Linked DNA regions of Homo sapiens: region 1 is linked to region 2. Evidence: chromatin contacts called from ENCODE Hi-C data. All regions are on one chromosome and are shown on one strand. Each heading gives the region's core, a stretch centred on a gene start or an enhancer-like site at or near the end of the contact. The rest is flanking DNA. Distances are from core to core; before and after follow the strand shown. Region 1 overlaps DLG2 (discs large MAGUK scaffold protein 2). Region 2 overlaps DLG2 (discs large MAGUK scaffold protein 2).

What was found. A loop is a pair of places that touch in the nucleus more often than their neighbours do. Pooled maps may share reads with other maps.
Region 1: a map with no recorded cell type shows a loop between it and region 2 (2.6-fold over the local background). The contact joins two enhancer-like sites. A Hi-C loop is called at or near these places in 2 of 37 single-sample maps with no recorded cell type and 2 of 50 pooled maps.

The regions. Positions count from the first base shown.
Region 1 is chr11:85,168,818-85,172,297 of GRCh38, reverse strand. All of the region lies in intron 4 of DLG2 (discs large MAGUK scaffold protein 2), which reads left to right. Among named protein-coding and RNA genes, the nearest start is that of DLG2, 460 kb to the left of the region's middle. Within about 2 kb of position 1,962, at least 4 of the 41 ENCODE cell types and tissues checked have a DNase peak (open chromatin) inside an H3K27ac peak, as active enhancers do.
Region 2 is chr11:84,547,386-84,550,892 of GRCh38, reverse strand. The region is part of intron 6 of DLG2 (discs large MAGUK scaffold protein 2); the gene reads left to right. Among named protein-coding and RNA genes, the nearest start is that of DLG2-AS2, 910 kb to the right of the region's middle. Within about 2 kb of position 1,457, at least 2 of the 41 ENCODE cell types and tissues checked have a DNase peak (open chromatin) inside an H3K27ac peak, as active enhancers do.

The DNA.
Region 1 (3,480 bases), core at 713-3,212, 620 kb before region 2:
TCATCAGTGAAGGCTGTGAAACAGCAAAGAGGGTAGCCTTCTCCTTCCTCTGGGAGCTAATGGATTTCAGGGGGTCACCAACCTGATGCTGGCCAGAACGCTCCTGTAGGAGGCGTCTGGAGACCCTTATTGGGAGGACTCACCCAGTCCGGAGGAAGGGATTCAGGAACCCACTTAAACAAGCAGTATGGCTGCCCCTTAGCAAAGCAGGTGTGCTGCACTGGGCGGAACCCCCCCTCGTCCAGAATGCCCGGACTCTTCAGTGCCAGCAGGCTGGAACATCTAAGCCAGCTGAACCACAGGGACAGTGGCCACTTCCCCCTGGGGCTTCATCCTAGGGAGAGATCAGAGTTCTGTCTGAAAAACTTGGCTGAAGTTGCTGTAATTCCCACAGGGAGGCCCCACCCAGTGAGGAGGGAGGGATCAGTTAAAGCAGCAGTCTGGCCATGATCTGGCATGGCAGCTATGCTGTATTGTGGGGAACTCCTTCCAGTCCAGACAGCCTGGACTCCCTGGAGCTGGCAGGGTAGAATGGCCCACTCTTAACTTCAGAGATGGTGGCTGCCCTTCCCCCCAGGAACTTGGTCTGTTTCAGGCAGTCTCCAGCCTGCTGCCACTGGCTGGCTGGAATTCCAAGCCAGTGGGTCTTAACCTGTAAGGTGCTGTAGGAGTAGGGCCCACAGAATGAAGCCACTTAACTCCTGGATTCAGCCCCCTTCCTAGCGTAATGCGTGGATGGATCTCCCACCTCACTGGAATTCCCAGGGCCAGATTATACAAAACCCTTGGGCCTCTGTGCATGCCCCAGTGGCCATTATGTGGAGTTTCCACACAGCTCTCTGCTTCGGATCCAAGGCCCTGGTCGCATTGGCTCACGAGGGGATCTCCTGATCTACAGTTTGCAAAGATCCATGGGGAAACCATGGTTTCCCAGATGAGGGTGCATAATCACTCACCACCTCCCTTGGCTGGAGGTGGGGGTTCCCCTGGCTCTGTGCTGCTCCGTGGGCCATTGCTTCACCCTGCTTTTCCTCACTCTCCATGGGTCCAGCTGTCTACCTAGTCAGTCCTAATGCAATAACCTGGATACCTCAGTTGAAGGTACAGAATTCGCTTCCTGTTTTCACTCCTCCCTGTGACAGCTGCAGACTGCAGCTGCTTCTAATTGGCTATCTTATCTGGCACCCCTTGAGATATTTTGCATTTAGGTAAATATTTTGTGTATCACCTTCTTTTCCAAACAATTATTACTATGGTGTCTTCCGGTTGGTAGTTTTCTGATTGCCTCATTTCTTCTACGTGTATTTGTTGACATTTTCCTGTAAGGAAGAGCTTTCCCTTCTCCCCTGTTTTTTTTTTTTATTTGTTATGCCTTATTTGTGGAGTCCTAATTAGAGAAGGGGAGTTGGGCTGGTGGGACCAAGGGAAAGCAAAAAGAGAAAGCCCTCTTCAGCACACAGCACAAACATCATCCTATAAAATCCCCAGCAAGTCTCTCTCTCCTGTCAGTCACCTCCTCTCCTGCTGACCTACCTGTTGTTTTCTTGCAATGCATTTTCCTACTTTCTCAAACCTGCCTTTCTTTACGTACAGCTGTCTTGGTAAATTCTTTTTACCACCTGTGCAATACCAGCCTCAGATAGTTGCCAACCTGGGACATTATTTAACCTTCCTAACTTGAATTTTGTAGTGTTGGGCTCAGAACATGATACCTCAAATTATGGTACTTTGTCATGCTGAGTACTTTGAACTGAAGGAGATTGTAAGGGGCTCAGAGTTTCTTTGACTTTCTTCTATTCACCTTTCCCCACTATTTTTCCTGCCCAAGCTGAGTCATAGAAAGCAGAATTACTCTCCCCTTGGGTGAGTCATAGAAACTAGAATTCCTCTTCCCCAAAGCAAGCATGAAACCTGGAAAGGTCACTCTCTGGCCTCCCTTTTACCCTAAAGGTTCTTACGAGGCAAGTATCCTGCTGTATATGTGGGGGGAAAGAATGTCATACAGAGACACAGGAAAAAATCTGAACAAACAGGCCTTACTGAAGTTCCTTCTCCTCTCCCCTGTCCCTCCAGTCTATTACCATTAGATCATACCCCTTTTTGTCCAGTCATGTTTCTTCACAACTCTGCACTGCTTTTATCAGATTTATTTTTTAAAATACAGTTTTCCTTGGGTCTTTGGATCTTCATTTCCTTATGATGGCTCGCTGCCATGTAATATATAAACTTTTATTGAATTAAAATTATGTGCTTTTCTCCTATTTTTAGGCTTAGCCAGGAATCCTAGGTGGCTTGGGGAAACTTTTCCCCCCATAGGACAAATAAGATACATGTATGTGTTTTTATTTTCCCTTCTTTCTTATGTTGGGGCTTAGAAAATGATACCCAAAAGTATAGCTCTTTGACATGCTTAGCACTTGAATTAAAGGAAATTAGAAGGCCTCAGAATCAAGGACTTTTTGACCTTCTGTGTCTCTTCCCAAGCACAGGGTCGAACTCTCTGAAGGTTCTTTATCTGAAGCTACTCCAGAAGGAACATAATTGCTTTGGATACCTTCCCTGAAATTTTATTATTTAGAGAGGAGTAAACTCATATTTCAGGAAGAAAGACTGAGGAATATTACATATCTAGACAGAATGTCACAAACTATTGTCTGTTCTTAAGGTCCCATTCAGTTTCCAAACACAGCAATTCACAAATGATGATCTGTTCTTTGGGCCCAATCAACTCTCCTAAAAATCATTTACTACCCCTAAAAATTGCCTACATTCCCTCATCTCCTTGTCCTCTATGAAGAGGGTGCTATTTAAGCATTAGCCATCTCATCCTTTTTTGTGTTTCAATTTTGTATGGCTCATACATAGTTTGTATGTGCACACTTGCATGTTAATACATTTACGTACCGTTTTTCATGTTATCAGTTTATTTTAGCAAACTGGAACCTTCAGAGAGGGAGCGGAAAATTTCCTTTGCCCCTACACTTACACGGAAGATAGCATATTATAGACACAGTTGAACTTCTCTTAGCCACAGGTTCTGCATCCACATATACAATCAACCTGAAATCGAAAATATTAAAAGACAATAAAAATAACAGTATGGCAATGAAAATAATACAAATAAAAATACAGTACAACAACTATTTTTATAGCGTTCCCATTGTATTTGGTATTATAAGTAATCTAGAGATGTTTAAAAGTATCTGGGAGGATATGTGTAGGTTATATGCAAATACTACTTCACTTTATATGAGGGACTTGAGCATACACAAATTTTGGTATCTGTGAAGGTTTCTGGAACCAACTCCACATGGGTACTGAGGGGATGACCGTGTTCTTTAGCACTTTGCTTGTTTTACTTTAACAGTGTATCCTGAAAAAAATTCTGTTAGTTTATAGAAACCTTTTTTATTATTTGCATACCTGCATAGTAGTCAGCCAGACTTTTTAAAGGTTTGCAATGACGAAGACATTGACATA
Region 2 (3,507 bases), core at 208-2,707:
AAAGAGCTGGATTACCTAACGCAACTAGAATTTAATTTCGACAGAGTCACAGATTTTTGCTTTTTTTAAACTACTGTATTTCTAGCACTTAAAATTTAGTGATTAGCATATAACACGCTAGATAAACATTCTGTTGGATGAATGAATAATGGTGCTTCCCACTAGGAAGGAACTTTAGTCTTTATAGTGTCACAGAGGATATATATGCCAATCGACCACCCAGGAAGTCCCAGGACCAGGAACAAAGTCTGCTGGAGATCATCCAGGAGATATTCTAGGTTCAGGTGGGTAACTGATCTCATCCTTGGAAGTCAAATATAATGGGAAGGCTAGGCAAGTGCCAATTTCACAGGTAGGTTCTGAAGTCCAAAAACTCACATGGTTAGGAAGAGTAGCTTGAATGAGCAGTGAAGGCAATTTCAGCACCTGTGTCTGAGACTTTTTTTTTCTCTGCCTGCTGGACAGAGATGATCATCATAAGTGGAAGATACCAAGAGTAGGAGTGTTGACCTAGCTAGAGGTGTGAGTAGAATTTGGGTAAGATGGCCTCACATACAGAAAAGGCACTGGATCAAGAGAAGTGGCAGCAAGGCCTTAGCAGCTCATTTTACCACCTTCAGAAAGTTTGTGCTGTTCTGTAGGGATGCTACAATACTCTACAATACTGGTAATAGCATGGTGGAAGCCTGTTCCCTGTAATGGTGATAAGGCTGAATTGAGCATATACATGCATGTGTGTGTATGTGTGTGTGTGTGTGTGTGTGTGTGTGTGTGTGTATAGGCTCGTTTTACAATACTTGGAAAGATGACTGCATGACACTGGTAGAGAAATAGGAATGCTGGGTGTGGTGACTCATGCCTGTAATCCCAGCACTTTGGGAATTTGAAGCAGACAGATCACTTGAGGCCAGGAGTTCGAGGCCAGCCTGGCCTACATGGAGAAACACTGTCTCTACTTAAAAATACAAAAAATTATCCAGGCGTGGTGGTGCAAGCCTGTAATCTCAGCTACTTAGGAGTCTGAGGTGGGAGAATCTCGTGAGCCCAGGAGGCGGAGGTTGCAGTGAGCTGAGATTGCGCCACTGCACTCCAGCCTAGGTGACAGAGCGAGACTCCATCTCAAAAACAAACAAACAAAAAAAGAGAAATAGGAAGAATCTTATATTTCCTAAGCACCTGTTAGGAGGCGGGTCCTGGCCCAAAGAGTTTGGGCATATTATCTCATCAATTTCCTATAGTGACACTGTCATACATTATTAGTCCAATTTTAAAATGAGGAGTCTGAGTTTCAGAGAGCCTTCATACTTCCCTAAAGTCGCACTGCTGGTTGGTGCAGGAACAGGATTTAAACCCAGGAACTGAGCTGCAGGGAATTTGCATCGCTTGAGGAAGCATTTTGCTGAAATGAACATTTCCTCTTTTCTGGGCACCAGGTGCACTGAGCAAAACATGTTTCTAGCTTTTAGTAGTGAATGATTCTCACTCACAGATGCTGTAGCAGTTGCACAGCTGGTGGATTAGTCAGACAGGGACTGCCCACAAGATCGTACAGTGCTCAATAGAATCCAGTGGCAGTTATCCCTGGAAAATTACTCAGACCATGTTTGAAGTTTTGCTTCAAATGGATGAACTACTGTTGAGTTTGCTCCCAAATCATTGCTTTGATTTCTTGGTACCAAAGCAATTTGACTTAAAGCCTGGTCCTCTCCAGCAAATTTATTCCCGGCACATCCCTCTTTCATTTGTCAGCTGGAAACCCCTTCCTTTGCATCCTTCAGCCAGTTCTCAAAATTAACTCAACTGAACATGGATAAACCCTTTCCAGGACTAGAGAATTTTTCCTTATCACAAAACTTATACCACACTGAACCTTCTCCAGTACAACAAAGCAAATACTTGATCATGTTTTACATATTCTAATTCTTTTTATTCCTCAAAGAAATATATGTAGCTCCAAAAAATGAAAGTAATAGTCATCCAGAAATAACCATGGTCAACATATTAGTATATTCTTCCAGACCTCTTCCCTGCCTTGCATACACTTTAATCTATTTTATTGGGCTTATTTGAGGTTGGTACACTCAAATGTGAGTCAAGCTGCTGACCTGGGGTTTAGATGGGCTCGTGTAAGAATACTTAGTGTGGTCTCCGTATGTTTATTGTGGCACTATTCACAATAGCAAAGACTTGGAACCAACCCAAATGTCCAATAATGATAGACGGGATTAAGAAAATGTGGCACATATACACCATGGAATACTATGCAGCCATAAAAATGTTGAGTTCATGTCCTTTGTAGGGACATGGATGAAGCTGGAAACCATCATTCTCAGCAAACTATCGCAAGGACAAAAAACCAAACACCGCATGTTCTTACTCATAGGTGGGAATTGATCAATGAGAACACATGGACACAGGAAGGGGAACATCACACACCGGGGCCTGTTGTGGGGTGGGGGGCGGGTGGGGATGGATAGCATTGGGAGATATACCTAACGTTAAATGATGAGTTACTGGGTGCAGCACACCAACATGGCACATGCATATATGTAACAAACCTGCACGTTGTGCACATGTACCCTAAAACTTAAAGTATAATAAAAATAAAAATTAAAAAAAAAAGAATACTTAGCGTTGTCTCATTTGTGTGTTATGCTTCCGTAGCTGCTCTGACTCAGTGCTGGCAGTGGAGAAGGAAGAAGGGAACTCAGTTCTTCTCTGCATGTTACTGTTTTTCTTTCTGTCAACTCTTTTACTCCAGGAAGCCACCAGCTAATACACTTTGTCAGGGATGTCATACCCAAAGCTGGAACAATTCTCCCTGCTAAATGAAAACTTTCAAAGGAACTCACTTTATTACCTGTGCTACACAACATAAACCAATTTTTGATTTTATTGTTGAAAATCTTACAGGGTACTACTGTTCAATAACCAGCTCTACTGTAGAATAGTGACAGGCTTCTTGACTATGCACTACTTCTAGGATGTGCTAGTCATGGTGGAGTACACAGGAGTCTAAGGAGCTTACATCTCTACCAGGGGTAGTTCCATTTAGTAGCATTTATTAAGCACCTACTGGGTCCCAAGCAGAATATTTGCCCCTGGTACAATAATGAATTGTGAACTCTTCCCATTCCAGTGAGAATGGCAGAGACATACATGCTTTGAGAAAAAAGAGGGATTCTCAGGGAGTCAGACATGGGAGCACAGAATAAGAATGCTTAGCCAAATTTGGATGTCTAGGGAAAGCATCTGGAAAGATATCATTTATCAACTAAGTTTTGAAGGTTGAGCAGTATGTGAAAAAGAGTTGGGAAAGTTATGAGAGGTAGAGAAGACATCAAGAGCAAAGGGCAAGGATGAGCTGTATCTTCTTTATTCACTATTACATCTCTAGCACATGGTACAATATCTGGCATAGAAGTGGTGCTCAGTAAATTCTTTTTGCATACAAAAGTGCAAAGAGAAGGTTTTCAAGCATTTAAGATGGCGTAAAGAAAGGCTAAA